Linked DNA regions of Homo sapiens: regions 1 and 3 are each linked to region 2. A link is a loop called in an ENCODE intact Hi-C map of the cell type or tissue named here. Cell type or tissue: endothelial cell of umbilical vein. All regions are shown on one strand. Each heading gives the region's core, and the rest is flanking DNA. Links, peaks and the distances in the headings are about the cores only.

Region 1 (10,865 bases), core at 1,199-9,198, 140 kb before region 2:
TTGCTTTCTAAAGATGCAAAGAGAATTACTACCCACTCTAGTAGTTTGAACAACCCAGTGAATTTCAGATATTAAAGCCATATTCATGCCACTGTTCTCCTAATTCTATCACTGTTTAGAATTGCATTTTGTCTAAAGGAAGGATAGATAGAATACTACTAATAATATCAAGATGCTCAGAAACTGTTGAGAATTTTTTTTACAGGAAGAACTTAAATTTCCAGAGGCTTTTAAAAAAAAATTTATTAAGGAAGGAGTAAATAAATACGCCGGGTTCTTGAGTAAACTACTTTTACCCTTCAGAACCACTTTGTACGTAGACTTTATCATGATGGCCAAGAGTTTTTAAAATACTATAGGCAGAGGGTATACTCTAGAGAAAGAAGACAACATTGGGTTTAGGACTGCTAGCCCCATCCAGAGCAGTTATGTGGTTCATTCAGGGATCTTCTTAGCCCTTCAACCTCAATTTCTACATCTGTGAGGTAGGTTTTGTGCTAGTTCTAGTGACATGACTCGTGGGTGTATTAGGAGGATATAGCAGCATGTAATTGAAGGGCTTTTATCTTGGAAAAGCCTTAGTAGGCTCAAGGTTTCTAGTTGTTTAGGGTTCTAAGATTTTACTAACTAGTCAGCTGCTTGGAGTTCAAGGCATTTCTTCAGATTATAATGAGTTGATAGTGCAGTGTGCAAAAATAAAGACCGAACCATGGTAAGTAGCAAGGTTACTGTAAGGAAAAAAATGTGTCCCACTGGCCCCTTTAAAATGGCACAGGTGCATCTCTGTAGCAACCTTGACAGCCATCATGTGGGATCATTCCCCTCACCCAGGGAACAGTGGTTCCCCAATCTCCAATCTCTCCATTCTCCAGCATGAGAAAGTGGTCTGGAGCTTGATCACATGAAGATGGACAGACACAGCCTTTTGGATGCGAGAGAGGGAAGGGAATGCAGGCCAAAAGTGGGGTGGGTTTTCCTTTCCTCTTCCTTGTTTTTTATTAACCTTGTCTTGCTCCTGCCACACACAAGTGCAGCCAGTGCTCAGGACACTGCTCCGTGTGGAGCTCCGGAAAGTGAAGCTGAGAAGCCTTCCTTGGGGTGGACATGGGGGGAGCTGCAGAGGCAATAGGGAGAAAATAACAACCATGGCTCAGGCACTGCTTGGAGCAGTTGTTCATATGTAGGTCAGGTAGTCATCATTCAGGAACTTCCTGTATTACACAAATAATCTCTATTTTATGGTTAAAGGTAGGACAGTGATAATTTACTCAGGAGGGAAGGACAATTAGCAAATTGATTAATAAGGTTTCTAAAACCTATTGTGAAAGAGAATCCTTTAACATATGTCTTGATTTATTCTGCTTATTTATGTCTTGATTTAAGACAGTGATTCGCAACTTTAGCTCTGCATATTGCAATCACCTGGGAGCTTTAACAGCGTTCATGCCTGGCTCCCATCCCTGGAGATTTACTTGGCTATTGGGATTGTGTTTTAAAGTTTCTCCAGGTGATTCTAATACACAGATAATAGCCAGAATGCCTGATTTAAAATGTTTCCTGAATTGTTAGCTGATCTTGAGTGCATATTTTCTATGTACTGTTGCACACTAATAGTTTTAATGAAGGCACAGAATCTTATGTAAAATAAACTGTTAATTGGTCTTAACTACAGGGCTACAAGAGTTTCCTTCTTATTTCAAGCTGCTTAATATTCCGTTAATCACTGTTGTCATGCACACACACTTCTGTATTCCATTCTCATTCATTTACTTTTTAGAATGGTATTAATGCTGGTGGCATTTGCAGGGTAGTAGTCACCTTGTCAGTAGAACTTGCTTTAGTAATTAGTTGTCAGAAACAAAACTCCCCAGACTTTCTACCCATGACCACAATGAAGGGAATGATGCCTTTTCTGAGTCCCTATTCCTAAGAATCAGGAAATTTCTATGATATTTGACAAGTATAGGTAGAAATTACTTGCCAAGGTGATTATGACTTCTGGAAAAAATTTTTTTAAAGGAAACACAGGTGTGTAACACTCCTAATCAGTATATAAGATTGTTTGTATGTTACTTTTTCGAGTTATAAAAGGAAGAGGATAAATTCTGCCTCCTTCCCCAGTTACTGTCAATCTTCAGTCTTCTTTTGAATTAAGTTAGTTTCCCATTTTACAACATAAAGACAAGTTTAATTCTTAAGGCTTACATAAAAAAGTAATGTTTAATTTGGGATTTCTCAAATTCTTCATCATAATAACACCTTGCATTAGTAGAGAACCTTTGTTGCAAGAAGATCAAAATATTTTATAAGCTTCATCTCATTTTTCTTTTCTTTCTTTCTTTTTTTTTTTTTTTTTTGGAGACAGCATCTTGCTCTGTCGCCCTGGCTGGAGTGCAGTAGCACAATCACAGCTCACTGTAGCCTCAACCTCCTGGGCTCAAGTGATCCTTCCACCTCAGCCTCCCAAGTAGCTGGAACCACAGGCACATGCCACCATGCCTGGCTAATTTTTCATATTTTTTGTAGAGACGGGGTTTCGCCATGTTGCCCAGGCTGGTCTCGAACTACTGAGCTCGAGGGATCCTCTTGCCCTGGCCTCCCAAAGTATTGGGATTACAGGTGTGAGCCACTGCGCCAGACCTCTTTTATCTTTGAGATAATACCGTGTGACGACAAAGGCTGGGTATTGTTATCCGAATCTCTCACACAGCAACACTGAGGAGACATTGACTCATTTCTTTTACGTTGCTTTTTAAGTACAGTATTGTTTGGTTTTGTTGAAAATTATTTTGGTAGTAAACATTTTCCAGAGATATAAATCTTTTCCAGACTCATTTGCGCTTGTTACTGTAGGTAGAATTCATGAGGCTTTTCCTATTTCTGTTTATTTCGGAGCCTGAAGTGACCCAGGAATTATGTGATATATGTAGAGCGAGGGAATTTCTTCAGTTTGACTGTGGTCCTGGTTGTAACCCAGCCTTCTTCCTTACAGATGGGGGTGAGGGTTGGGGTATCCCTTAGAGCCTGGTGTGTCTTCATACAAACAGCTTTGCTGGGGCTGCCTAGAGCCTGGGCCAGCAGTGGGGTAGTATCAAGTACAGGGCATTATTCAGCGGTTCTCCACACTCTCCTCATTTGAATGAGAATATAAATCTTCTCCCCTGGCTCTCATGTCACATCTTTAAAACCTCAAGTTTCTTATTAGGCATGTGTGGTCCATTTAAGCTCTAGACATTTCGAAAAGATAAATCACAGGGCAAAACATCTTTCTAGTTTTGAAGGAGGTCTGAGTTGCAGCTCGCTGGGGTTGTGAGTCTGAGCCGTCGCTTTTCTTTCTCTTCCTTTTACAAGACTTCCAGGATATAGCCGTTAAAGAAGGACACAAAAAAGAGCAAAGCCCTCAGTGATGCTGTGGCACAAAGAAGAAAGCTACTTGAGGAGGAGGCGAAGGGTTTACGAAGAGGCAAAGAATGCAGGTGAAGGGAGGGAGGAGTTAATAGTTAAGGCTCAGGTTCCAAGCCCTTTGGGCTGCCAGTGTCTGCAGGAGCCTTGCTTTCATCCTTTCCTTCTGCCCAGGTTTTAAGTCTCATGAGTTAAAACCTGGGGAAGCTCCCACCCCAGGTCCACTGTGAGGGAACGTACAAGAACAGTCACGTGGCAATAGTACATGCCTGGAAGGTATCTCTCATTTGGGGGGAGATTGAGAAGCGCTGTCTAATGGTGCCCTTGATACAACTAAATAGCAACTGTCTCAGTTCATTACTTGTTAGCCCCAGGCAGGGACAACGCAGATTGGCTAATTATAATAGCCAGACCATTAAAGGGAATAGCATTAATGGAGGAGAAAGCAGCTAATAAAGAGCTGAACTTGGCCACTTTGTTGTGCCCAGGATACAAGCTGCTGTTAATTTCAGTACCTGTTTCTTCTGCTGTTAGAACTAGGAAGAAAGGATTTAGTGACCCTCTTTCAAAAGGTGGATCACAAGCTTAGAGGCATTGCTGGATAAATTCAACAGCAAGACTTTATTTCTTCCCCAGAGGTGACGTCTGATGGTTCTGTATAAATAAAGTCACACCACCTTTCTTATGCTGAATTGATGCTGCTGACCTGCTGTTAGTAGGACATGCACTTTTATGGCGTTTCCAGGAGTGGTGATGTGTGTTGCTGAGCTCATCTAATCTCTGCTTTGAGCAAAGGCAATCCTCTATATCATGGCAGGGATTAGAGGTATAGCCTGGGGCTGCAGAATGGTGTGATTTAAATTTTCCCATGCAGGTTCAAAGCTTGTAACTTTGCCTGCGTGTACATCCACACTGGGTTCCAGCCACATGAACTGGGCCACCTTCATAGACCTCCCTGGTAACCACAGCCTGACGTGACAAGGAATCACAGTTTTACTTTCCGCTTACTATCCATGTTAGAAATATCTAAGGAAATTCAGGAAAAAAAAAAAAGAGAGAATTTCATGGCATGTCAAGAATGGAAAGTATCTTAATTAAAATGTTTTAAAATGGGAACAATAAAGAAGTCGATTTAAGTTTTTTGCTTTGGTGCTTGTCTTTAAAGAAATTGCTCCTAATTCTAGAAACTAGTGCTTTTTCTAATTATATTCAGTAGAACCCTAGGATCCTGTGAGGAGGCATAGGGGAGTAATTGATAAAGAAGGGGACTGTGGTGTCCGTGTTTTATTTGGAGCTGTTCTACCCACACTGTAATTTATAAGCTCTAACTTACCAGGGGAGATAAGATTGTATAGAACCAGCATCTTGCAGTTATACGGAACCTTTAAGTTCTCCTACTCCAGCTCCTTCCCAGTGCAAGCACGTGTTTTAGAGTAACTGTTCAGCCTCAGCATTAAGTCAGCTTTAGGAGAACAGTAAATCGCCCATTTATCTGGAGACTTCAGCTGTTTGAAAGGCCTTCCTTCTAGTGCATCGGTATCTGTTGCTGGCTCTGTCCTCTGCTACTACAAGCAAGCCTTGAGTCTCTCTTAGACTTGTCCTTCCTATATTTGAAGACATCTCCGAGAAGATTTTAAATCTTTTTTCCCCCACAGGCCACATATATCCTTAATGCCTTCATCCATTCCCCTCTTGGGAATGTGCATCTTTGGGCCATTGGAGAGGTCTTGCTTGGACTGCGGCCACTGTGATTTCTGGGGGCAGACTCAGCTCCTTCTTGGTGTAGAGATCTGCCCACTATAGGCACCAAATAGATGTTGGCAGGCTTCTTTCCTCCTTACTGCTTCTATTTATCTCACCTGTACTTTTAGATTTGCTGCTCTTGGGTAAGCAGATAAGAACAAGGGAAATGTCTTCCGTTGTTGTTAAAGACAATGTTAGGATAGAAAGTAATATGTTTGTACTCAAAAATGCCCAGTGAGATTTCTAGCCACGGCCAAGTTATCATTTGCATAAGCAACCTGGAAATGCCCTCTTGGTCCTACTGATTGTGTCCCATGGTTAATGTAGATCCCTGGATAAATTCGAATGGCTACTCCTGCTCAGGGGTCATGCCATGAGAACTTTTCTCATACATCAGATAGAGTCCCCTTCCGTCAGCTGAATGCATTTACCCCTCAGTCTGTGCTACCCATAGGATAAGCAACATGCATAAGAAGGTAGGTGCCTTGGCTTAGGCAGCTCTGTTGAGTCACCCTCAAGAATCCTGCTGGAATTCTGTGAGGAGTGAGGATGCAGAGCAACGAAATATTCGAAGGCTGCTATGATTTTTACAAGCTTGAACCTGTCTCTTGGAATTCCCCATTGTGAAGTCATTGTTGACTGGTTGGCATTATAAAGCAGTTCAGAGAAGTAAAGTTAGATCAGTCTGCACGCAAATACCAGCCACACCATCTCCCAAGCTAGTGACTGGAACTGCGGTTTTCAAGTCAGTTTCCTCATTGCGGAATGGAGATAACGATGCCTTCCTTGCAGGGTCATTGTGAGGCTGAAATAAAATAAAGGCTTCATGGGAACACATACCACATGCTCACTTAATGCTAGCTCTCTTTCCTGATTGTGGCAGTGACTGTATTTTCCAGCTACAATTGTGACACGTGTTCTGAGAGGTGTTAAGTATTTATATACAACTACCCATATGTATTTATGGGTAAAAGGACACGGAACTTTAAATATTGAGACCATCCTGGAAATTCTAGGATGTATGATTGCATAATTTGTAATGCCTGCTATAGGCCTAGCCTCATAGTTGACCCTTGATGGATGCTGAAATATTTCTTAATCATAGGGAGAAAAAAAACTCAATGACCTTTTACAGAGATGTTTGATTGCAGGGCTTATTGCTAATGCTCTCTCTCTCTCTTTTTTTTTTTTTTTTTTTTTTTAATCTCACTATGCAAAGATAATACAGGTCTGGGTAAGAGGAAGACTTAAGATGCTTTGACTTAATTGTATCTGCTTGACAGAAGCAATATACTGCCTTCTGATTTTAGGATGTAACCATCCAGAAAGGCAGAAGAAAGGGACAATTTCAGTTCTAAACAGGAATCCGAATATCTCACGTCCTGAACCATCTACATAAACTAGAGAAAGGGCACTCCTTAAGACTGGTGAAGCGGGCTCCTTGGAAGATCCCCACAGCAACATTGAGTTTGGTTTGTCTGGCGTACCCTCTCCCCAAGGGCTGAGTGGGCCATCTGGGTAACCTAGAGAGGAGACTTCAGATGCTAGGAGTATAGTTCCTACCCATCCTCATTTTCACAGGGTACACTCATTTTTTTCCCCTTGGAAGTACTGATATGTATTCTGCAAGATGAATGTTGAGACCCAAACACCATTTGGCTTGTAAAAATTAATGGCTTAGCATCCAGAGGGATGTTGCTTTCAGGGCAGGGGGGACACTGGACACCAAGAAGAAAGCCAGCTTGGGCCCCTATACCATCTTGGATGTCTAAACCATCTTCTGGTAACTCTCTGGATGAAAAGAAATCATGAACTTCACTTCTGTGATTTGGTGGATGTGGATTTTGCTACATCAAAATTTGCATTTGAGTCTCTGTGGTGTTCTTTCTAGCCGAGATGCTAGGGTATGCTCTTTCTTTCTGGGGAGATTCCAAAAATGTTACTCTCTGTGGCTGTGTGTACAATGTCTATTTAGAAAAGAAGACTGGCATTTGCATCTTCTCTCAAATTCTTTACGTTTGTCTCACTGAATTTTGGAGTGGACAAAATATTCAATAGCTTTTTTCAAGTGAAAAAAATGTCGACTTTCAAGAGTGTATTACTTTAGGTTCTTGTGTATATCTGTGCTTTCCTGGTGGCAGAAACCTAGAAAACTCTAGAGCTCAAATTTCAGCGTATTCAATTTTTTGTTAATGTGTCTATAGCTTGTTAATAAAAGCTTACTTAATGAAAGCCAACATCACCACCACTTGAAATTTTTGCAGCCAGAAGAGTGTACTTAAATACTTGTGTATTCAGACTTCACTTTAATAAATTTCAATAAATAGCTTCCCATAGGAGAGGTTTCTTCTGTTGAATCTGTAGAAGTTGACGACGGTACAAGCATCAGCTTTCTCAGGCAGCTTTTCTAAACACCTGCAGGGTGGAAAAGAGATCCTTCTCTCAAAATACTGAATATTGCTGGCATGACCACTCTTGTCACTGGTGCCTGCTGTTTTCCATCTTATCTGGGTTGCAGGTTTCTTCACAGTGATGGGACACCGAAGTGCAATGGGATGAAAGCATGCCTGTGGCATTTTTACCCTAGCTGTGGGGAAATGACCACTATCCTGTGTCCATGACACTCTTCCTCCTCAGGACTTTCAAACTAGGCTTCAGAAGCCATCACTGGGGGCAGTCCTGGCATTTATAATGGGGATAGGGACAATTTCCAGGAAAAGTTTCTATATCAAGGACATCTCAGTTCTGCAGCAGAGAAATCTTTGAAATTACCTGCAAACCATCTTTTTGCAAGCACAACCAACTTTATTTCTGTTTTAATTAATTCCAAAAATGCTTTATTTCCAGAATGTTAATATTTAGTTAGCAGTAGGCTCTAAGTTTCCCAACCCCTCAGCCTTTTCAGAGGGTATAATAATAAATGTGTAAATGTGCTAGGGGATCCCCGTGATTTATGGAAGCTTTATATTGAATAATTTTGAAGAGGAAAGACCTTTTGGTAATAATATTCATTTTTTGACTCTTCTGTAATATGCAACCTGAGGGTGGGTGTGGGGGAACGTGGAGAAATGCCATTCTCCTACTGAGCACAGACTGTATACACCTATTTTACAGGGAAGTCACGGGCTCCTAAGCATTCAGTTTAAAAATGAGCAGAATTAGATGGGTACCCTTCATTGGCCCTTCATGGCTAGGGGAGAAATGGGAGAGGGAACGCAGCTCATTTTGGCTTCAGTCCTTACGCTTTCAAGAGACAACCCTACTCCATACTTCATTATTTTTTTTAAAGCTTTCTATAATGGTTGGTGAAATTTACATTTCAACTCTTGCCTACAACAGTTTTCTGCCTTATTTTCTCTTCCCAGCGCTTTGTGCCGCCTCCTTGACAACCTGCTCATAGGTATTACAATTGGCCTCAGAAATTGCAGTGCTTCCCTTTTGTTCAGCTGGTTGGCTTGATAGGTTGTATCTGCAAATTTGAGAGCAGCGTGTTTTATTTTTTACAGCATCTAAACAATAATGTAACCACATCACGGCATTCTGAGTCACATCATTGACCTCCACCAGCAGTTTATCCCCCTACAACACTTGAATACATTAATATCACTGTCTGTAGCATTTTAATTTAATTAGAGCAGCGGTTATAATCCTCTTGGGAAAATCGTTATCCCCCCCATACACACACACACACACACACACACACACACACACACACACACACACACACACACACACACACCCCTACTCCCCATAATGTTAAAAGAAAGAAAGCAGCTCTGGTTTTCATCTGTCTGACAATTTGCTTTAGAGGTGGGACTCTCACCACCACCCCCTCCTTTGTTGGGGTCGCACCAGAGAAGCAGTTGTGAGAGTAAAGAGGTTCCCTTTATTTGGGAAATTAGACGTTAGTGTCCTTAAACTTCTCTGTCTAGATGTCTCCATCTGAGATAGTGGTATTTGGTTAATTTTTCCAATTGCTGATAGTCTGCTGATGTGCCAGGGTAGATGTTAAGTGCGAGGTTATTGCAATAGAGTGAAAAATGAGCACTGTGAGAGTCAACCTAGAGATTCACAAAAAGAGAGACAAAAGGAGTCTCTGTAGTGTGGGATTCCCAAGAGTGTGTTTTGTTCTCCTTGGAACAGAGCCCACTCACTGTACAGCATCCTTTTGGGGTCCCCAAGTGCTCTGCAGCCACCAAGCCCAGAGTTACCTTAGGTGTGCCATGGCTACTAGAAGAGTGCTCGGGGCCCTAGAAGCACATTGTGCATTTGTCCGTCTTGGTCAAGGTAACCTCTCTTGTTGCTGACAAGTCTCTTCATTGAGCCTTTGAAAAAGAGCTTATGGTGTGGAAAACTGTCCTCCAGCTGAGTAGAAACCATCATCAGGAATGTGAGGAGATCAGTGGGCCACAGTCTCTTCATCTCTGGCCTTCCTTTTATAAGTTTTCATCATGAAATAGCAGTTGTCTCCATCTAAAATTGTTTGGACGGGGTTTGCGGGGGATGGCGTCAGATCCCAGAGCAGGTGCAGAAGTGTGGTGTTTCACCGTAAGGTCAGGGAACCATGTAGAAGTGAAAGCACACCAAGGGGTTACTTTTAAAGAGAGCACAGTTGAAAGGAAGGTCCAAAGCAATGATAATTTAGTAAATTACAGTATATACACTTTCAGGGTAATAGCTAGCCAGACTCTTTTGTCAGCTGGCTGGGGATGGAGTTCCTAAGAAATGAAGTCCAGTCAGCATGGAGGGCCGGGTTTCTCCCAGCTTGCCTTGGTGGAGTTGGGGCAGGCGGGGATGAGGCGGCCTCACTCTCATGGACTAGCCAGAGTGTCTTGTGAGTTTCTCTTTGCTTCAAGGGAAAGAAGAGTCATTGAATTTCGAAATGCTGTCTTGTTTTTTTCTTGCACTCATGAAGCACCATTTGAAGACCCTTTGGCTGCCCGATGTTTTCTTCACCAAGTTTCACTTCTGCAAAAACCCTAACAAAACAGAAAGCTATTTCCGAGAATAAAGTTAACGGTAGATATCTAGACATATAGTGGGATTTGGGGGGTGTCAGACAAGAGTTGAAGAGTATGGAGAATTTGTTAAATTCTAAAAACAGACTGTTTGAAATGCTCAGAAGCCCACCTCACCTTTAAAAACCTCTGAACAGATTTTATGTTTCCTATATGTGTGGGCTTTTTTTTTTTTTTTTTTTTTTTTTGCTTTTTTCATCCCAAACCAAACACCAAAAAGTATAACCCATCCTTCAAGTTAAAGTTTCTCAAAATACATGTGATGCCTGCTAAAGTTCAAGAAAAGTGCAGTTGAAAGTTTTGCCTCTGGGTGACTTTTTACAGGACATCTTAATTGACCCAGAAATGAAACCTGGGATATATGTGCCTGCCCTTCATTAAGAAATTCACCAAGAAACCTCAGGATGTATGTTTAAACAGAAATATTCCAACTGCCCTACTTGCTTCTGGTGGGTGCCTTAGGGAAGGTATAGCAATTCCATTCGGAAATTATAACAATATGTATATATTCATTTAAAATCAAAACTTCCTACCACAACTGCCAGACTTTCTAGGCTATGAGCAGAGGAGAAGCTTTAATTTGGTTATAGGCCGAGGACTCCGCCGCTTCCCTTTGCACATTTGATGAGATGTAAAATGTTAAAGAACTATCTTTCCAAAACGTAAACACTGCCTTCCCTTTACTTAAATGTACGATTTTCT
Region 2 (10,865 bases), core at 1,940-9,939:
ATAGAGTGTGTTGCGCTTTATTATATAGTATTATGCATTTACATTGATGATCAAAGAACATTGTATCTGTGCAGGCATGGGTTCCGAAAAGGCTGAAAAATTCCAGGTGAGCCGTGGCAACAACCTCTAAAGGATCTAGGAACCTAAAGAGGATCTGCCTTTTATTTAATAGAAATCTTAGAAACAAAAATAACTGACATGGCTTGAATGTCAATTGTTTAAAAAAAAAAAAAAAAAAAGGAAAAAAAATCTATTGTGTGGTCAGGCAGTTATTTTTATCATCTAGGCATAATTTTTACCAAAGAAACAAAACAATCAATAATGTTATAAAAGCCACTTATACTCTGAGCTTGAAACAACTGCTTTATGCCACAAAATTCCTATTGCTGTCTCCGTTAGTGACTAATTCAATATGTCCTGAATGTCAACGTATTTTTATTACTCAGCTAAAGTTGGCTTTGCTGGATTAAATGTCATTTAAAATGATCAATTGGCAGCTTGTTTGGGGTTGTTTTCACATTTATGAAAGGAAAAGTTTGCCGGATACAAATGTTCTTGAAGCTGATAGGGAAACGGTGTTCTCTGGTAAGCCCTGCCCTTCCTTTTGCCATCTGATAAGTAGATAACATTCTAGGTCCTAGTTTGATGCCTCCGAAAAACCAACATGGCAGCCCAGTGCAGGTTAAGCCCTTACATTGGAGAAATGGTCTGGTTCACGTTTCACTGTTTTATGAGAAGTAGAATGTACCATTACAGTAAAAGAGAAGCAACAGAAACATGCAGTGAAAACGCCCATGCTTGTGGTTAGAGAACTGTCCGCTTTCTTTTTGCTCTACAGTAGGCTTCTGAGTGGAGTGCCTTCCGCCTAGAGTCAAGAGGGCTGCCATGATGTCACCCACCTTCATATGGGCAAAATGTCTTTATATGAAACTGTAAAAGACAACCAGGTCGTTTCTTAATTGCTGAAATTTATTAAAATGAACACACTAGAAAATCACATTCCCAATCCAGAGGAATCCAATGGCGTCGTCAGCCTATTTGCAATGGAAATGATTGTAAACCTATAGGGAGACATAGGAGGGGCTGCACACAAACTACTTTCGTTCGTCCTGATTTACTGGCTTCTTTTCCCCCTAGAGATACAGTCTCACTCTGTCACTCTATCGCCCAGGCTGAGTGCAGTGGGTTGATCATGGCTCACTGCAGCCCCAAACCCCTGGGCTCAAGCAATTCTCCCACCTCAGCCTCCCAACTAGCTGGGATTACAGGCATGCACCACCACGCCTGGATAATTTTTAAATTTTTTGTAGAGATGAGGTCTCGTTATGTTGCCTGGGCTGGTCTTGAACTCCCGGACTTTCAAGCAAGTCTACTGCCCCTGCCTCCCAAAACAAACATTGGGATTATAATTATAAGCCACCACACCCAACCCTAATTTACAGGCACTGTATGTGATAATATGTGATTTTGTCAGATGTTTTCCAGTTGGAAGAGATTATGGAAAATTAAAATGTGTCTGCCATTTGATAGTAGGACAAATACTGAAATATTAAGCCACAGCTGAGTTCTGGCCTTAGTCCTTTTGGGGCTGCTCTGACAAACTGCCGTAGACTGGGTAGTTGGTACGCAATAGATACGGATTGCTCCACAGTTCTGGGGGCTGGGGAGATCAAGGCCCTGGCAGATGAGGCATCTGGTGAGGGCCCACTTTCTGGTTCATAGACAGCACCTTCTTGCTGTGTCTTCACTTGGTGGAAGGGTGAGGGGTCTCTCTCAGGCCTCTTTTAAAAGGGCACTAATCCCACTCACAGGGGTGGGGCCCCCAAGACCTAATCACCTCCCAAAGGTACCTTGGTAGTTAGTTAGGATTTCAACAGATGAATTTGGGGAGGACATGAAGATTCAGACCACAGCAGATCTCTATTTTCCCTTTATAGAGAAAGTAATTCAAGACAAGGAGATGCTTACAAGGGAAAAAGACACTTTGCCACTTTTTACTGCTTTGCTTAGAAACTAGAATCATCCTCCTTCAAATGCCTGTAAAACGAGCTAGATTATTCTCAGTCTGCAGTAGGACACTGATTTCTCAAGGTACTTAAGATGCTTGGGTTGCTCATCTTCTCCACACCCCCACCTCAGCCCATCCCCTGGCAATACAGAATGCAGCCATGGCAAGACGGGGTGGGCAATAGAAGTGGCTGGACAGCTTCTGTTGTTAGAATGGGGTTCAAAGTCCAGGACTATGGTGTTGTTGTTTTAAGAAGGAGGCCACTTGTCCTTTTCCAAAACACAATGAGTGACACACCACATTAATGTTTAAACACAGATAATACAGAAGAAAGGATTCCATAAGGGATACTAAAGATTTAGGGCTGCTGTACATTTAATGGTAGTTCCTTGAAAGATTAAGCTTCTGGAAAATGCCACAGTTTTCTGCCAGTGTCTTCTGCTATTCAAAGAGAACGCTGGAGTTCAGAAAAGATACACTGAGCAGGTGTACTTTGTTCTGGAAAGTCCTAAGATTTTATAAACATACACCCATTAACGAGTTTCTCTGAGACTAGAAATTGCATTGGGAAGTGTGTCATAGCATGGGTTTTGGGGTCATGCACAGCCAAGAATCCTGTGTGTCATTCATAAGCTGTGTCCTCCTGAGTAAATCATCAAACCCTCTCAGCCCCAGCTTCCTGATCTATAAAATAGGAATAGCAACAGCACCTGCCTCATAAGGCGGCGTAAGGGTCAGATGTAACCAGGCTTGTCGAAGCCACAGCACAGTACCTACAAATAGCACCCACTAAATACCGTTGTTATTTTTATTACTTTCTCTTCCCTCCCATTATCACTAATATAATAATCCTGTAAAGTAAGTGCTGTTATTCCCACTTCATAAGTGAGGCAACAGAACCTCAGGAAGATTAAGAAGCGTGTCCAGGGTGGCCCAACTGAATTCCCCTTGTAAATATACCCCCAGAGAAGGGTGTATGTTTCTCTGCAATGCGGATGTGTTGGCTGTAATATATTCCAAGTCTCAACTGGACACTCCCCTTTCAAATGTGCCAGGCCTAGGCCTTGCCCAAAGTAAAAAAGAAAGAACATTGTAGTGCAGGAGTCCAGAGTGCAAATCCTTGTGACCTCAGGCAAGTTATTTCAACCTCTCTGAGGATCAGAAATAATACAGGTAAAGTGCCGAGTTCATACTTGTAATTCAGTAGTTGATCTTCCATCACCAGCCATTCTGACAAGTGCCTATAAAAAGTGGGCATTTCCAGAACCATGCAGTGAACACCTGGAAATTGGTGCTGCTCCTCATCTGGAGGCCAGTTAACCTTTAACTCAACCTAGAAGGCACACATCTGTCCCCAGCTGCCTCTCCAGGTTCTGCTGGAGGGCAACCACACACCTTCACAGCACACATCCAGAAAGTCATAGAACAAGGGGAAGGTGTACATCATGTCTTCTTCTTTTTTTTTTTTTTTTTTTTTTTTTTTTTTTTTTTGAGACTGAGTCTCACTTTGTCACCGAGGCTGGAGGGCAGTGGTGCGATCTCGACTTACTGCAACTTCCACCTCCTGGGTTCAGGCGATTCTCCTGCCTCAGTGTCCTGAGTAGCTGGGATTACAGGCACACGCCACCATGCCTGGCTAAGTTTTTGTATTTTTAGTAGAGACGGGGTTTCGCCACGTTGGTCAGGCTGGTCTCAAACTCCTGGCCTCAAGTGATCCACCTGCCTCAGCTTCCCAAAGTGCTGGGATTACAGGCGTGAGCCACCACGCCCGGCCATGTCTTCTCTTTTAATTTACTAGCCCACAGCCAAAAACCAAGGCCCAACACCATGCCTAGTCCATATTAAATCACCTAACACTTAATAAAATATCCATTGCCTGACTAAATGTTCAAACATCAGTTCTGCAAGTGGAGAAAGTGACTTTTGCACTGGGTTCCTTTCTGCCATGATCCACTATATCAAAACATTTTTTAAAGACCTCCAAAATGTGATAGAATGAGAATATCTGTATCTCTTTTTGAAACCATGCTAGCCACAGTTCCCACAGTCAGAGTCACCAAGCCACATAGTTTTTCTTTTCCCACCATTTTTCACTCCTCACTCCTTTTTGCTGTGTTTTAGCCTACCCCAGCCTTCTCATCTTTATCCATCCATCTCCCACCAACACCAGGATAACCTTTTCACTCCACTATTTTTTACCACACAGCTCTCTCTGTAACCATCAGGACCCTCTTTCCACCCTTTTTTCCTTCCAGCCTGCATTTAACACACATTCAGAGCCCATTGATTCAGTTAGAACTTGCCTCCCGTCTTTCACATGGGTTCTGCCCAGGTTTAAGTTTGGGTCACGACCGTGGACTTCTGGGTCACTGTATCATCATCTGTGGAGGGAGGCTGTCGCCTGGATCATCTCTGAGGCCTCCGGTGGGTCAAAGGTCACACAACAGGACCTCCCTCCATCTTTCTGGGCCTCCGTTTCTTCCCGGTAAAACAAGGAAGTTAGTTAGACAATCAGTCAACCCAAGCTAGGCAGAAGCAGTTGCTGGATTCTTTTTTGATTCTTCTGGTTAGTGCCTCAACAAGAAACATTTTCAACAGTGTTTTCTTGCCCTTTTCCTCTGTAGACTGTAGACTGCTTTGGGATTACGTCTATCAGTTGCTTTCTGACAGCCGGTACGAAAACTTCATCCGATGGGAGGACAAAGAATCCAAAATATTCCGGATAGTGGATCCCAACGGACTGGCTCGACTGTGGGGAAACCATAAGGTAAAAGGGCAGCAGATATCTGCTCCATAAACTAGTGCCAAAATGAAGTCCTTATCCCTGGATTGGAGGATAATCGTCTGTCTTCTGCTTTTTACGTCTGCCCATACTTATTTAGTTTATTCCTTGCTGGGCAAGCAATTAGGCAGTTGCAAAGGGAAGGAAATAATTAAAGATGCATCTTGCCATTTGTTCCTGAGACCAGGTGCCCATTAACTCACATATCCTGGTTTGCTGGGCTGCATCATGAGTGACTCTTGTTTCCACTCCCCTTGACCTGATCCCGCCACCTCCACTGTTGTTAGGAACTGGGTAAAAGGGAAGTACAGCAAGACTCTCTGACTCACAGGGGACCTTTGGGAAGTGCCACTACTTTTCTGCTCAGTTAGAAACTCCCATGTTCCCCAAAGCCCATTTCTTTATAGAAAATACTTAGATTCTGACTGTAAAACATCCCCTTTATAAGCAAGCGATGCAAGAAGTTTGCCCCACAATTTCCCAAACTGGGAGGAGGGAATGGAATTGAATAAAGTCTTTTGCAGTAAGGAAGACTGCTCAAGTGCGCAGTTGTAAAAAGCGGGTAACCGTGATCCAGGCCAGTCGATAGGTGGACCTGAAGCAAAGCCTGATGTTGGCATGGTGGCACAACCCCAATCCGCTGAGTGAGTGAAAAGGCAGGGAGGCCCAGCCAGGTGTGCCCAGACCTGCAGCCTTCTAAGAAGGCAGTGGGTAATGCAGACCATGACCAAATATGGCAAGGCCCCACTGACAGACACTTCCATGTGTGAGTCACTGAGAAAAATCCCTCTGCTACTCCCACTGTACCATTGCCTCGGGCCCAGAACCACTGTATTCTTGCTTCCACAACAGGAATTTAAACAAAAGAATTGTCTTCCTTAAAATGACAGACCAGAAACACAAGTTTGAGAAAAGGTCATTGCAACAAAAAAAAAGAAATGCTGTGTGGGTCAGAAGGTGAAGGGTGACCCAGAGATAGGGGGAACCTGCAGGAAATTCCTCAGGCGGAGCAGAGAGCGGTCTTGGGAAAAGGAAATAAGCGAGGCTGCTATGGGATCTGCTTTATTAGCTAGGGCTCCAGGACTTCGGACAAAGGGTGATTCACCTTAGGAGTAAACCTTGGTGACAGTGAATATAAAAAGCTAAAGGGTGGGGACAGATGTGCCTGGAAGGCAGCCGATTAGCAGGTAGCTTCCCAAACTGGCAGGGCCACAGGCAGCAGCTGAAGAGCTTTTATTTTAATAGCTCCCGCAGTGCCTTTTCTGAGGTTCATTTCATTGTGTCTTTGTGCTTTTTTTCTCCCTTCCTCCTTTGAACAAACAGAACAGAACAAACATGACCTATGAGAAAATGTCCAGAGCCCTGCGCCACTACTACAAACTAAACATTATCAGGAAGGAGCCAGGACAAAGGCTTTTGTTCAGGTAGCACTTCCTTTTTCTCCTTTCCTTCTTTTGGGAGGATGCTGTTTTCTTTAAATAACGGGGAGTGGGGGGAGACTGTTAAGATCTCTACCTGCCTATCGGATACCCAAAGCCAATCATTGCTACAAACTGGATACCAGGTACTGGTTTGTTAGGATTTAAGGAAAATATTTTTTTAACTTATGTCTGTCCTGTAATAAAGCCAAAACTAAATGAACAGAATCTGACTCACCTTTAAAATAACGCAGTGACCAAATAATATTATGTGGCATTAAAGTCCGGTGTAGTTAAAAGCACAAAGTCAATGGCAAAACAAGGAATTAAACCTAGACTTCCAGGTTACCATCGCTGTAAGGCAACTTTCTGAACCAGTATTTGTCAAAATGCAGGTAATGACCCACAGTGAGTCATGAAATAGATTGAATGGGTCCATCAGAGCTTTTTTTTTTTAATGAAATAAGGATAGGATAGGATAGAGTTGAAAATGCCAGACTGCATGACATGTAGCAAGAATGACAGTTGATTCATGAAAATGTTGTTCCAGGTGTGTATGTACGTGATGAGTCATGATGTAAAATGTATTTCTTATAATGCATCGTAGTCAGAATAAGTCTACAAGCTGCTGCACTAGAATTTTTCTTTCCAGAATTCCTCATAGATAATGAGTTCCAACCAAGTTAGCCTGCCACCACATAGATTGTAATTCCAAGTACTATGCAAGAGAGGAGAAAGAACTGGAAGAAGAAGGAGGGATCTGAAGGACCAATCAGGAGATGTAGAAGTAGACCTCTGGTGCTGGTGGTAGTCATTAGCGGGGCCAACTGCAGGTTGGTAGAAGTGAGATCAACAAACACAACCTTGGGTGATGAGTTTTGGCAGGTGGGCCAGAAGAGAGTGGCAGATGGGGCTAGAGATGTAGATTGTGAATTATCTATATACAGGTAGGAAGTGATACCATGTATGAACAGATGAGCTCACTGATATGATTAATTTATTGGAAAGAGCAGAGAATCTGGTCTTTAGCATTGGGAAGGAATGGTAACTTAGGAATAGTAAAAGCAATTAAGATCTTCAAAAGAAACGGGAAAGGCTCTTCAGGAAAGGGAAACAGAATAGAAGGAATAAAAAAAGAACCCTCCATTCTCTGGCTCTACCGTATGGCTTTTCTTCATCCTTCAACCTAAACGCAGTCCTTGGCTCCCTTTCTTCCCACTCTATACCTTTTTCGTGGATGAACTGATCCCGACACACAACTTCATTTATCACCTCAGTGGTTAGGCTCTTAAATCTCTATATCCAGCTCTAAAATCTCCCTGAAATTCCAAATTTGAATGTCCAAGAGTTTCCTGTAGGCTGTGTCCCCTTAAATATCACATTTAAGTATTTCAGACATGACATCTTCAAAACAGACACTTGTCTCGGATTAGAAATTCCACCCAGAGGCCGGGCATGATGGCTCACACCTGTAATCCCAGCACTTTGGGAGGCTGAGGTGGGCAGATCACGAGGTCAAGAGATCGAGACCATCCTGGCCAACATGGTGAAACCCCATCTCTACTAAAAGTACAAAAATTAGCTGAGCGTAGTGGCATGCACCTGTAGTCCCAGCTACTCGGGAGGCTGAGGCAGGAGAATCACTTGAACCCGGGAGGCAGAGGTTGCAGTGAGCTGAGATCGCGCCACTGCACTCCAGCCTGGTGACAGAGCGAGACTCCATCTCAAGAAAAAAAAAAAAAAAAGAAAAGAAATTCCACCCAGAATTATTGAATTCTTTACTCATCAGGGGCATCACTGCTGTTTGAAGCAGCCAACTTTGAAACTACAGTTCCCTTTGACTCCTCCTGTATCCCAGTCATTGTGCTAGATGGACCATTGGCTCTTCAGCACCATTCCCACTCTATTCTGTGTTGCAGGGGCTAGAAGCCTGGGAACTACATTTCCCAGAAGGGACTGTTGCCAGAAGTTCCCAGGTTGGAGTCTTTCAGTGACAAGCAGTTTCATGAGATCTGGGAGACTAGAAAAAAGTAAAGGCTTCCCTGGCAGTGGAAGCTGATGTCTGGACTTCATGATTCACATCGGGATTCACTCAACAACGTCTTTCTGTCTCTAGTCCACTCTGCTGCCTCCTGAAACCATAATACAAACTGCCAGCTGCCCTACAACACTAATACAGTTCCCTATGCCAGAAATGTATATGACTAACTTTTGCCTTTTTAATACCTACACCCTCAAGGCTCAACCTCAAGTCTGTTGCCCTGAATGAGGCCTTCTTCAGCTGCTCCAACACACATAGCTGTCGTCTTCCATCATCACCTGGGTTTCCTGGAGCCCTTAACTACACTACAATTTGCTTTTTCTTTTCTTTTCTTTTCTTTTTTTTTTTTTTTTAGACAGAGCCTTGTTCTGTCACCCAGGCTACAGTGCAGTGGCACAATCTCGACTCACTGGAACCTCCACCTCCTGAATTTAAGCAATTCTCATAATTATCATGCCGTAGCTAATAGTAGCTGGAATTACAGGTGCCTGCCACCACACCTGACTAATTTTTGTATTTTTAGTGGAGACAGGGTTTCGCCATGTTGGCCACTCTTGTCTCAAACTCCTGGCTTCAAGTGATCTGCCCACCTTGGCCTCCCAAAGTGCTTGAATTACAGATGTGAGCCACTGTGCCTGGCCAACTTGTTTGTTTTTCTAGAGACAGGGTCTCACTCTGTTGCCCAGGCTAGAGTGCAGTGGTGTGGTCATAGCTCACTGAAGCCTCAAACTCTGGGCTCAAGCCATCCTCCTGCCTCAGCCTCCGGAGTAGCTAGAGCGACTACAGGATTTATATTTTGAATACAGGTTGAGTATCCCTCATCTGGAATGCTTGGGACCAGAAGTGTTTCCAGTGTTTGGATTAGGGATGCTCAGCCTGTAGTTTTATGTGTCAAGTCCTTCTCCCCGACAACTAGATTATAAGCTCCTAGAAGGTAGAGGATTCTATTTTTTATCATTCTATATTAAACCTTTCAGTTAATGCTTATTGACAGCCTGGTGTGGAATATCAGAAGCTTAATATGGGAAAGTCGTCAAAAGAAGAAAGGGGTGGTTTGGGGGGCCAAGCATAGGACATCTGTGGAGTTGGCTTAGAGGGGCTCTTTATTGACTTCGGATGTGGAGGGAGAAATTTTAGTTAGGGGATAAAAGAGGAGAAAAACTGCAGATGCTACAGATCATACTGCTGGAGAAGTTTGCCAGTAATGAGCAGGAAAAGCAGTAGTAGCCAGAAGATTGATAGGCTTCCAATAAAAGATTTTCAGTAAGAGAAAGGAATAGTGCTATTAGTGAGGGAGAGATTAGTCCATTTTGAGGAAATGAATGTTAGAAGCCAGACTTGCCACAAAATGAAGGTTTCTTGGTATAAGACCTAGTATGTAATCAAGTGAGGTGTTGAATTGTAGATACTCTTTACAAGATGTTTGAGTGTTGAAGAAGATGGAGGTTTAAGTGTTGAAATCATGGACTAGTGCCATTAAGCAGCTCTTTGATGAGGAGACAGAACACAAAGAATGAGTAGGACTCAACTCGTGAGAAGAGTCAGGAGGGCTCCAGATAAGGGAAAAGCTAAAGATACATGGGAGAGCATGCGCCATGATTTATACAAGAGCCAAGACCGCTAGACTGCATTGGGTTCATACTGATGAACAGTGGAAAATAAGAGCTTCCTAGGTAAAGATGGCAGAAAGACCCGATGAGCAGAGCAAAGGATGCACCTTTGACTTGATGAGTGGTCATTTTAGGCTTTTGCATGTGGAGGAATGAGAGAAAATGTAAGCTCTAAGATAGTGGCGCAGGGCAGAGTATATGGGGAGAGAAAGGTGTGCAGGCACAGAAGGGGACTGGAACGGGTGCTCCTACAGTGTAGGTGGAACATCTGCAACCAGGCTGCCTTCCTGAGCCATGTAAATTATGGTCAAAACATGTCACTGATGTCACTTCCAGTTTAACCCATTGAACAGGAAGATGAGGCTTGCTGTACACCCCAGTTGCAAAGGTAGACAGACTAAAGAGGGTTCATTGCTGGCATTTTGGGTGAATCAGTGATAACATTGTAAAAGATTTTTTTTTTTTTTTTTTTGCCCTTCCAATTTTCCAGAAGCTCCACTAAGTTGTCCTATTGTCAGCATTTTTCACTTAACATTTAACTATATCCTTTGAAATTTAAGTAAGTTTTGAATACCATTTCCTGGGCTCACAGTCTGGAATGGAAGTGGATATACAGCTCTCATGAGTCTGTAAAATCTAATTCTGTAAAAGAAAGAACATATATACATGGTCTGGACCAAGGCTTTCTCGTGTGGTCATGCATTAATGCACCACGTGATCCCAAAGGGTGCTCACTACGTCACAGACAGCCTAGACTTTTTTTTTTTTTTCCAATAATTAGGATTTCACTTTGTCACCCAAGTTAGAGTGCAGTAGCATGATCATAGCTGACTGCAGCCTTAACCTCCTGAGCTTAAGGGATTCTCCCACCTCAGCCTCCCAAGTAGCTAGGACTACAGGTGCACACCACCGTACCCAGATTTTTTTTTTTTTGGTAGAGGTGGGGTCTCGCTATGTTGCCCAAGCTGGTCTCAAACTCCTAGGTTCAAGTTATCTTCCCAACTTG
Region 3 (10,865 bases), core at 1,311-9,310, 120 kb before region 2:
ATATGTGTGTGTGTGTATATATGTATATATGTGTGTATATGTATATGCTTCATATATATTATCCTGAATAATAACAAACTCTGCACAGTAGATATTATACCTGAGGCTCAGGTAAACCACTTGCCCGAGGTCACCCAGAGAAAGTGGAGGAGCCCCAATTTGAATCCGTATCTAATTCCAAAACCCAGACTTTTATTTTCCACTTCACCCTATTACTCTTTAAAAGTCTGAGGAGCAAATGAAAGTTGTTTCATTCTATCTATTGGTTAGAAGGAGAATATCCAAGCTAACAGGCTGATTTTTTTTTCCAATTTTTAAGCATAATATAAATTACTGACAAGAGGGCCCAGATGGATAAAATCAGAGCTATAAACCAAATTATCTTTTGAACTTGAAGGAAGATAAATTTCCATATCCAATCCTGTATGCACACTGTTATCTGCCAGATAGTCTCAGGTATGTGTGTAAATTCTGGAGTGTTAGAAACAAAACTAAATGAAGTAAAAAGAGGTTCCTTGTCTATTATTTTCCATCTTTTTTAAAGAGATGATCTACCTCACAGATGGTTATTAAACAGTAAGAAAGATGCTGTGATTGAATGAAGATTGTGTTACTGAGTTTACACCTTAAAACACTGAACTTCCTGATAATTTGTGTTAAGCCAACACGCTTCAGAAAAATTGCCTGACGTTTGGTGCCTTAGTTTACCCACATGGCATGTGTGCCAGAACACGCTACAACAGGGTAAGAGGGCAGAGAACATGCTCTTGTAGGGGTCAGTTCCTTGAGCTCTGGTTCTACGTGGCTGATTACTTGGGTCATCCCAGCAGTTCATTCCATCTCTCAGGACTGTGGTTTCCACATCTGCAAAGTGAAATGGCCTGAGTATATGATTCCTAAGTTCTCCCCAACTCAATCGTCGCATTGTTCTCTTATTCCAGAAGAGAAACACAAGGGGTATCAGCAGTGGAACATTATCTGTAAATGCCAGATTTCATGATCATTCACTTGATTTTTAGGACTCAACATCAAATTTTAGTGCAGATGGTGGTACTTTCATGACACAGGAAATTGTCCTTCGTTTTACCTGTGATTGTTTTGGGAGGAAGCCCTCCTGCAAGGAAATAGGGAAATCCAACACCCAGCTCTGTTGAGCATTTCCCTATGGTTCCTGTGATTGAAATCGGGTTAATGCTTTTGTGGGATGAGAACTGGTGCCAGCTCCTAGGCCTTGCAGGGCTTCTAAAGACTGTCCCTGCCACTCTTGCCTTATGCTGGTTCCCAGGACCTTACAGCCAGATCACAGGCCTGCTCCCCTGTTCTCATAGCCCCCTTTCTGGCCTGAGAATTGTCTGTGGCTTGGCCCTTTGCCCCATGCAACATGCACAGGTGTGGCTTCTGCTAACTATCTACTTGACCCCAACTGTGTGATTAGCGGCAATCCCCTCTGCAACTCAAGGCGTGTTTGCCTTTCCTGTAACCTGTAAAAAATTTCAGTCTGCGTTTTTCTCCCTCTGGAGATGGTATCCACTGGGTTTTAGGCTTTACAGAGCCAGCTGATCTGCGTGGATGGGCCACACTATCCTCCCTTAGCCGGCTCCGTAGCACATGCACAATTAATACTGCATTAATTAATTATGGGAGAAAAAAAGCACAGTTGGCAAGGGAATGAAGGCTTTCAGCTTCTAAAGTGAAGGCTTTGATGCTGAGCTTGAAAGTACATTTCCATCCGCCTCAGCCAGCAGAGAGAATCTGTGACACTTATACCATCCCCTGGGCATGAAAACTCACACCCAAGGAAAGTATTTCTAAATAGAGGCCCTCAACTAGTTGCTGGAATCATCTACTCATTGCCATGGGCTGTGAAAAGGGGGTGTAAGATTAGGGAGAAAAGACTCGCCCAAAGCAGCAGTGATTCGTGACCAAAGCTGATGAGGGGTTTTATTTTTTCTCCTTAAGTAGCTCTTAAGTCACCAACATCAGGAACTCTTTGTAGAGAAACAAATATGAGTAAGTGATTTGGTGCCAGCCCTCTTGAGGACATAAAATGACTCTTTCTCCTTCCTCCTCCTCCTCGCATGCCTTGCTTCAGGAAGGAACCCTAAGGTGGTGCAGGTTCCCAAACCTGTTATTCGGATGGGTTGGAAGGTTCATCTCTGTTAGGCATGGTTTCCCACTAGATATGAACAAAGTCGGGGAGAAAATGCTTTCCTTTTTCATTCTGATTCCTTCACGCCATTGTTCTTGAACTCCTCAGCTCCCACACTGACTCCTTTCACTTCTCCTATGAGGTGGTAGTGAAGCCACCTCACAAAGTCCCCTCTCTGAACAGACGCAGTTCTCGTTCCCCTATTTACAACTCTGTCAAGCATTTTTCGTGGGGGCTCTTGCTGACCTTAAAATTTGGCCGTGATTCAAATATTCATCCAGGTATCTGGGGTTTTATTAAAGGTCTTTTAGGAACACAAAAGTAGGAATTCCCTGAGAGAGGTTTTCTTCACTTGAGACTCATGGGTTATAAATGAAACTACTGGAATGCCCTGACCAAGTGCTGAGAGGAGCTTCAGAGACCCACAAAAACCTAAAAAGATGTGAAATTTGTCTCTGATCAAATAGATTTTGGACCTTATGAAAGAAAATAAGCTTTTCTTTTGATTCTTAGAGAAAAATTTTTGCTTCAGATGAATCCAAGTGTGTGTGCACGCACGTGCTTTCGTTGGGATCGTCTTATAGCTGTTATTCCAGATACCTGCTTCACAAAGCTTCTGTGATTATTCCTACTACTGTGACGATTCCTGCCACCCCAGTGATCGGGGAAAAGAACTTGAAATACAACTGGGTATTGTAGCATTGGCACTGTGCAGACGCTGTGTAGCTCTCTCATGTCTGGTACTTCTTTGTTTGCTAAAGGAGTATTGAGATTCAGAAAGTGGCTGCCTTCTAAACCTTTATTGTTCAGATAGCATTACTTTGGACCCAGGACAGAGGGCTTATAGTTGACTGTGAACGGGGTGAATGTTATACTTAAGCAGGGAATGTGGTCACCCAGTTGCAATGATTTAGAGTGCTTTGAACATAAATATCTCCCACGATGAATGACCAGGGTGCCTGAAATTCCATTGTTGAGACATTCCTTTTGGATCAGGCATTATTTCCACATAGCTCCACTTTTAAAAGTAAATCATTATGGCAGGAGATAGTTATGGAGAGAGATAATTAATACCTCAAGTCCCTAATATCTTAATGAAAATTAGCTTATCAGATCTCCTGAATTTTTTGAAGTGGAAGGACCGTGGCCAGCACGGAGTGGGTAGAGTTGGAAATAAGCACTATAATTTGCTTAGGGCTGGCCTTCTCTGTGGATAAGACAGATGGAAAACTAGATGGAAAATCCAGGCCTCCTGATTTAGACAAAACATTGTGAGCCTGGAGCTCTGAGGCCAGGATGAGCAGTCTGCTACTTACTGTGCGTGGCCATTGCTCTCAAGACATTGCCATCATCAGTCTTGGCCAAAGAAGGTCAGGTCTCCTCTAGTACACTGGCGATTTGAGAATGTGCAAGTCATCTGCATTTCTTTGACAGGAGTAGTGAATTTGGGAGTATAAATCTGAATCCTTAAGCCTTTCAACCATTCTCACTAAATGTCTTTACTTCAGGGATGATCACGTTTGATCGTAATGCCAAGATCTTGCAGATGTATAAAGGGCATGGTAATCCAAGTCTTGAGTTGAAGTAAGTGGTCAGGAAAATCTTGACCCTTGGGGAAGGAGCTACCAGAGCTGGGTGGCCTATGTGTGTGTGACAGGGAGGAGGTGTGCAGAATTTGGGGGAAAGATCCTTTGTAGTTCTCCATGTGGAATAATAACTTCCATTTATTGAGTGCTTATGGTAGGCGCTTTTCACATGTATTGTATCATTTAACCCTCTAGGCAGTCCTGTGAACTGGGTTTTATTATCCTCATCTTACTGATGAAGAGTCAAACTTAAAGAGGAAAAGGAACTTGACCAGAGTCACAGAGGTGGTAGGTGGGAGACAGGTCCATCCAATATACACCTTGCCTTCCAATAGAAGCCAAAGCCCTATTGCCTAATCTCTTCACTTTAAGAACATGAAGAATAGTGTTGAGTTCCCCTTTGAGATCTGACTGTGGTTAAAGCTTCACAAATTTCAGAAAAACAGAATAACTCACTAAAATAAAAATTTAAAGCTACCCCACAGAAAACATCTACCACAACCCAAAACTTCAGGGTTTATATATCCAGATTTTAGTGAACTATATGACTCTCCCTAGTCCCTTGCTCTGTCTCCTGGTAAATACTGTCCCTTTCAGAGCCCTGGCACATACATAGTGTAATAAGATCAGACCCCATCCCCCTACCATTCCAATGCAATCTAATTGCAAAGTGAAAATCCAGGGCCGTCTTAGATCCTCATCTGTCTACGTCTCTCTTGGTCCCCACTGCTTGATACGCAGTCTCAGGTTCAATACCATTCTCTCTTTTTGTGCTTTAGGTCTCTGTATTGTTTCCTTTTCACCACTTTTTTTTTTTTAATGAAGTGATTTTAAATGGAAAATTAAAAACTTAACTGTGAATCTGGCAGTTTCCTGCTAATGCCTCTTTGCTAAGAAGCTTCATAAAATACTGTATCTTATTCACTTCAGCACAGCTGCTGTGGGCTCTCACCACTTAACCATTCACAATATGTCTGAGAGATTAATTTTTGTAAGGCTGTGGTTTGAGATATCTCCCCCTTCCTTGTTTTACTTAAAATCCTCAGTGGGAAAGCGTGCATGGGGAAAAAAAAAACCACCACCACCCTGGATAAAAGGTACTTTGGTAACATACGTGCTTTAGGAACTATAATTTGTCATTTTATTTTCTTGTGCCCTCTTCATTTGAAATGCTGCAGCCTTTCTGCCAGAAGTCTCAAGTTTGTGTATGAGACTGAGGGGGAAACGAGAGTAGGTACCTTGTGCTGAGACTGTCCTGGGACAGTCCCGTGGTGGGTGTGAGCGTCTGTGTGATGCAGGTATGCTTATTTCTTCATGAAAGCCGCAGGTACTGGTTGCCTCTCGCAGGGTTAAAACTCTTGGCGGCTCACAGGAGGTGATGAAGAGCAAGGGCACGGGAGAATGAAGAAGCAGGAGGAAGGTGTGGGCCAGGGTCGGTTTCGGTGGGGTCCCCACTTGCTGGGTGAAAGCTGAACTGTTTATCCACACATCCCAGCAGCAGCAGAAAGCCAAGGGGTGTTTTCAGGACTCAGCTGCCAAAGTTTCTTGAAGCAGCTCTGCTCAAAGGCATATGCTGGGCTCACTTCTGAGGGAAATTTCCTTTTTGGGGAAGTTGAAGCAAAGGAATTTCCTGTGTGGGCAGACAGAGCTTCCTGACTTGAAGGCTTCTTGGAAGGGAAACAGTTTCATAATGAAATGACAAATTAAAGACATACCAGCCGGGTTCACTTCAAAACAGCTATTGAGAGTGCAGGCAAAGCCCTATTATACTCCCTCACAGAACAAAAATAAATCCCATCCTGACAGGTTTCTGTATGCCGGATTATATCCGTCCCCCCACACCTTTCTTCACAGCCTTCTTCATGCTTCCCTTCCTCCCACCCCCGCCATTAGCTGCCACCAGCTCCATCTTGAACAGCTCTCGAGAGCAGCCGGCAGCCAGGCCGGGAGCCTGTTTCTTGCTCCCTTGCTTTGTGGCTTTGCCCATCCCTGACCTGCGTGGAGGCCTTATAGGTTATGTGACAGCCCTATGCTGCCAAGACACAGAAATGACCTCTTTCCTTCCCCTTTTGACATAAAGCAATGATTGAAGACGTCTTCAGCAATGGGGTGGGGGCGGGCAGTCAGGGGAGAATGCAGCCATTTCCTCAGGCCGGCCTTTAAAATCTTGAAGGCAGTAAATGTAAGTGCTATTCCGGTCTTGGGAGCTGGGTCTGAATTCTTTGCTTTGTTGAAGGAAATAGGGCTCTGTGCTGGGTGGACGATATTCTTGTACCTGAACATGTCATTTTCTTCAGTTCCATCAGCCTGCATGTGGTGCTTTGTTTTGTTTCTGAAATTGACATGATGATGCCTTAGGAACTAAATTTTTTTCTTTAATGGAACAGGCTAGGAGAAAGAAGGATGGCGGTATCATTTGGGGCGTGAGAACAGTCATTATTAATTAGGCTTAAGTTAATGAAATAAAAAAGGCACAGGCTTTGAAATCAGTTGTCTAAATTTAAGGGCCAGCTCTAACAATATACAACCAGCAATGTAACCTTGAACAAGTCACTGAACCTCCCAGCCTCAGTTTCCTTATCTCTAAAATGGGTACAGTCATACCTTTTTCACATTGTTGTGAGGAAATTAGATTATGATTTCAGAGGCACTTTGTGAATTCCTATAAGCCTTCATACTTCTTATTAAACCACTATTGGGATCTCTGGAGACTGAAATATAGTATTAGGCTAAGACAGCAGAATTGTAGAATTTGTAGATCAATTTGGCAAATATTTAGTAGAAGTCTTCTATGTGTGCAGCATGGCTCGACTCTGTGGGGGAAAATAAACAAGTGGAAAGTTTCAGGTGGCCGCATGGTATAGCAGAAAGAATATTGGACTTGGGGCCAGGAGGCCAGGGTTCAATCCTGGCTGTCACTCAGTTGCCTGTGACTTGGTATGAACTGTTTAACCTTGATGAGCCTCAGTTGCTCATCTGTAAAACTGGGAGAAATCAAACTCTATGACCTTAATAAACTCTGTCCAACTCTAACATTGTATAATCAGTTTTAAGAGGTTTTTGCCTTTAGCAGCTGTTTATAGGATTTATTCTAAAGAGTAGGGAAGAAATATTCATTGTATAAGAGCTTGTCTGATGAAGAAGATTGCATGAAAAAGCTACACTTTTTTAATAAGTATATCTGATGTAAACAGGAAAAATGGGTGCTTGCCAGATATGTCATCTATAGCAACTTGTTTTGAGGGGGTCTCTGAATGCTGACATGAAAATGACTAGGATCATGGGTTGAACGTGAGTTTGCTCAAGAGAAGGTTCTCTTGGGGCTTTGGTTTACTTCCTCCCAGCTGCTCCAGGGAACACTCAGGATATTTCCAAATGGCTGCTCATTTAAGCCATTCCCGTTATGGTTCTCCTTGTCCAAATTGGCTTCCATGGTACAGTCCCAGTGTTGACTGGTTCTGCTAATTTGATTCTTTTTTTTTTTAATGTGCTGATATGTAGTTTTAGGACTGCTGCATTATTGTTCCTCTATCTTTCCGTTTGTATTAGTAAAGAACTATTAGCAATTTTGCCTCAGTCTTCTAAGCACGCTTTTTGATTGGAGAAAACCAAGGTACCAGAAAACTTAGATACCATGTGGAAAGTCACAGTTTACTGGGTGTGTACTATGTGTTACTAGTGCTTTAATAAATTTCCTCATTAATTTTATTCTCCCAGCAAGCCTGGCAGGTAGCTGATAGTATCTTTGCTTTACACATACAGAAACTAGGGCTTAGAGATGGTAAGTAATTGGGTCAAGGCCACAGAACTGGCTGGTAGCAGAGCCAGAATTTGAACTCATGTCTGCCTGCTCCAAAGCCTGTGTTCTTTATCCCCTCAGTGCACCCCTACTGTTTTGACTGCTGTTAAATTGACCTTATGCTTAGAACCGAAGTCAAACCCGTACCAGGGCTGCAAAAAGAAACAAAATTAACCTCATAGTCTGCATACTCTCGAAATGGCAAAAAAGCCTGCAACTTTCCGTTGTGGAAAATAATATACCTGGGTGATAAACTGAGCAAACATCACCCTTGCCCTTGCCTCTGAAAGAGAGCCTGTTCTAGTTCATCCTGGGGCCAGCTTGGCCTGGAACCCCACTGGCCAGCTCTGTCCACACCTTGCATATTAGGACAGAAATCTGCCTACCACATTCCAGCTACATAAAGAAGGTGGCCAGCACCTGACTGCCTCTTTCTCCTTGTGAAATTCCTTGGAAATACCATTTGTGACTGCTTGGGCTTGTTCTGAAGAAAATTCAAATCTTGTTCTGTTTAACAAGGATTGATTGAAGAACCCGTAGGCTCAGTGCTAGTACAAAGATAAGCAAGGAAGGAACTCAGAATAAGAGAGAAAAAACTTGGATAATAATTATCAAAACCAGTATTTATTGAGCACCTACTGTGCCCAGTAGAGTAGTAATTACAGGAGGTAAATATCTAAAACTTACATAGCTCTTCACAGAACATACATCTGTTCTTGCTTCTGTGTTTGATTTTATTAGCTTTCCTCTGTACACATAAGCTTTTAGTGTATGTCCTATTATTGAAGTCCAGAGTTTTATTATTTTTCACTTATTTGGGCATAGATAGTTCCAGAATTTACTTGTCTTCCTCATTCTCATTGTTAATCTCATTTTTCTTCCCTGGAGAATATGGACTTTCAAAACTATTTTTCAATCAAGGCCAAAATATTTCTTAAAATTCACTTCTATTTAAAACACAGATAACATCCAGGAGAAAATCTGAGAAGAAAAAAAAAAACGATTTTGATGGTACCTGATTATAAAAGACTCACAGTACTAAGTTATTCTTTGGCACGTGTAGCAAAATACTATGTAGGTGTCATTTCGAGTTCATAGTAAGGGGAGAAATGGTGTCATTTTTCCTGCAGAGAAATTTAATCTTTCACTTTAATCTTTCATTGGCCTATAGCAGCCAGTGGGGTCTTTTAAAAAATTCTTTTCCTTCATATTCCCCGTTTGAGCTTAAGGTACAAAAAAAGAAAATACTCTTGAAATGCTGTGACCAGATCTAGACTGTAACATGCCCCTTCACTCCTCTGGTGAGGAAGTGCGGGAAGGTGGAAGACATTGAGGGGTTGATTATTTACTTCGTTTGGAAGTAAGAAGGGAGGTAGCTCTTATTTGGAATAAGAGCTGTCTTCAGAACAGGTGTGTGCTCTCCTGAAGCCCAGAGCTGTGACTCCCTGGGTGTGTCTCTTACCTGTGCCCTTGGGCAGGTGGCACGGGAGAAGAATACGATAAGAGGAGGATGGTACAGACAGAGGAGTCACAGGCTGAACAGGCTGTCACCGGGGCAAGATGACTGACAGGTGGATGGAATTCACCATCCTTTCCTTTCAATCAAAAAAAAGGTAGAAAGTTGCTCATAAGTAAGTTTGAGTTATATCATCTTCTTCATAGCCGTTGCTCTTCAGACACAGGTGCTGGTAATCAGGAAAATGCAAGGAAACAGCTCTGGGGAAAAGGAACAAGCCTCGTTGGCCTTGAGAGCCCCAGTAGACCATCAGGCCTTGCTTTGGATATTGGGAGGTGACAGTGCCTTCTCACGTGCCTGACAGTTTCCCTGCACCACCAAGACTCTGTGTGACTGAGGCCGTGGCCCGGGTTTCAGGATGGGCATTCAGAGGAAGGAAGTTCCCCCTCCTTCACTTACCTCACGCTTACTAGATGCTGGGTTGCCTATGCCCATGTTAAAGGAAGCCAGATAACTTTCTGTCCCCATGTGATCCAGGCCCATCCTGAAGCCTGGGGGTTCTGAACATAAGTATGGCGGTTGCAGCCTTCCTTCTGTGACTTCTGGAATTCCTGACAGAGAGGGTCATATCTAGCCACTGTCAACCGGATGCTAGACTTGTTTTGTTAGGCCCTTCCTCCTTCCCTTCCTCTACTTATCTTCCAATAACCTTAGGATTTGGAGGAAATTAAAATAAACCTTCTTCTAGAAAGGTGTCAGGGACCCATGCACAAATGTAGCCTTTTTGATGCTTGAGAAAGAATGCCTTTTTGACTTCCGTGAATAAAGAATAAGTCACGGCTAATGAGTAAGTAACAGCACGTGCCTGTGGTCCCAGTTATTCAGGAGACTGAGGCAGGAGGATTGCTTGATCCCATGAGTTCAAGGCTGCAGTGAGCCATGATTGTGCCACTGCACTCCAGCCTGAACAACAGAGCAAGACCCCATCTCTTAAAAAAAAAAAGGAAAAATGCCTATGCAATGGCTCTGAGGCACCCTCATGGTTGATCCAATGGCCTTGCCTAGTGATTTTGACATGCTTTAACTTGTGACCAACATCTAGTCTATTTGTCTCCCATTAGAGACTGGTTGTGACAGCATTGCCATTGACCTGCCATATATAGGAACTCCAGTGTCTGAAAACATAGCAGGACTTTGTAGGTATTAACATTGAGCAGTGCTTTCACATTTTACAGCTTACCGTGATGAGCAAGATATTGTGTCAAAAATAGTGCATTGCAGATATCAATAAGAGGTAGGGTAGGCAGTGATTTCAGTGGTGTCCCACTCCACACTGTAATTTTGTTTCTTTGGTCAACTAATGTAAGAACTGAGTCTGTAACTCTAACCTAGGGAGCCATTGCTGTGTGTCAACTTTGTTGCTTTAAAATCTTGAGACACCTTTTCAGTATCTCCCACTTTGTCTGAGTAGTCATACTTTTAATGATATTTAAAAGTCAAACTCTAAATACTTTGGAGCTAAATCTCAGCAGAGATAAACTTCAAACTGGTGGGAGTGGGGGTAGAGAAACCCTTCTGGGAGTCAGAATGAGATACTTGTGTGTCTGGACTGGTGGCAGGTTTGTATGTTACCAGAGTGATCTCCATGGTAACGGATCAACATGGCGCCAATGACAACTCTACACTAAGAGCTTCAGGTTCCCATGAGAAAGTGGATCCTCACAGCAAATAGGAAGAAATCAAGAAATATGGATCCACACTCCCCTTCCCTGTAGAATTCTGGCCGTGAAGTTTCAGTTCATATAACCAACACCATGTCCTATTTAACCACTTGGGTCCCTCTGAGTAAACCAAGACTCTTCTGAGAATGCAGTG

Evidence for each region. Hi-C counts contacts between places; a loop is a spot of excess contacts. Peaks named below come from ENCODE experiments on the same cell type or tissue, not always from the same donor. Only the 100,000 strongest peaks of a DNase experiment are listed, where the experiment ranks them.
Region 1: a loop joins it to region 2, with 2.5 times the contacts of the local background. A loop is called at or near these places in 8 of 110 quality-filtered maps.
Region 3: it touches region 2 in a loop (4-fold over the local background); 3 of 110 quality-filtered maps call a loop at or near these places.

What each region holds. Positions count from the first base shown.
Region 1 is chr12:11,740,467-11,751,331 of GRCh38, forward strand. All of the region lies in intron 1 of ETV6 (ETS variant transcription factor 6), which reads left to right. Among named protein-coding and RNA genes, the nearest start is that of ETV6, 96 kb to the left of the region's middle. RefSeq lists enhancers at 2,992-3,041, 5,546-5,765, 9,815-9,864. In endothelial cell of umbilical vein, for the core only: no CTCF peak of the experiment used is centred there; a DNase peak (open chromatin) is centred at 5,835; H3K27ac peaks cover 2,344 bases.
Region 2 is chr12:11,879,813-11,890,677 of GRCh38, forward strand. It overlaps ETV6 (ETS variant transcription factor 6), which reads left to right. Exons shown (of 8, transcript NM_001987.5): 6 at 4,633-4,775; 7 at 6,114-6,214. Among named protein-coding and RNA genes, the nearest start is that of BCL2L14, 190 kb to the right of the region's middle. RefSeq lists enhancers at 4,449-5,648, 5,675-6,385. In endothelial cell of umbilical vein, for the core only: no CTCF peak of the experiment used is centred there; DNase peaks (open chromatin) are centred at 2,600, 5,049 and 5,769; H3K27ac peaks cover 3,848 bases.
Region 3 is chr12:11,760,920-11,771,784 of GRCh38, forward strand. All of the region lies in intron 2 of ETV6 (ETS variant transcription factor 6), which reads left to right. Among named protein-coding and RNA genes, the nearest start is that of ETV6, 120 kb to the left of the region's middle. RefSeq lists enhancers at 1,188-1,357, 1,368-1,487, 1,988-2,037, 2,368-2,577, 5,083-5,162 and 1 more. In endothelial cell of umbilical vein, for the core only: no CTCF peak of the experiment used is centred there; DNase peaks (open chromatin) are centred at 5,382 and 5,882; H3K27ac peaks cover 1,871 bases.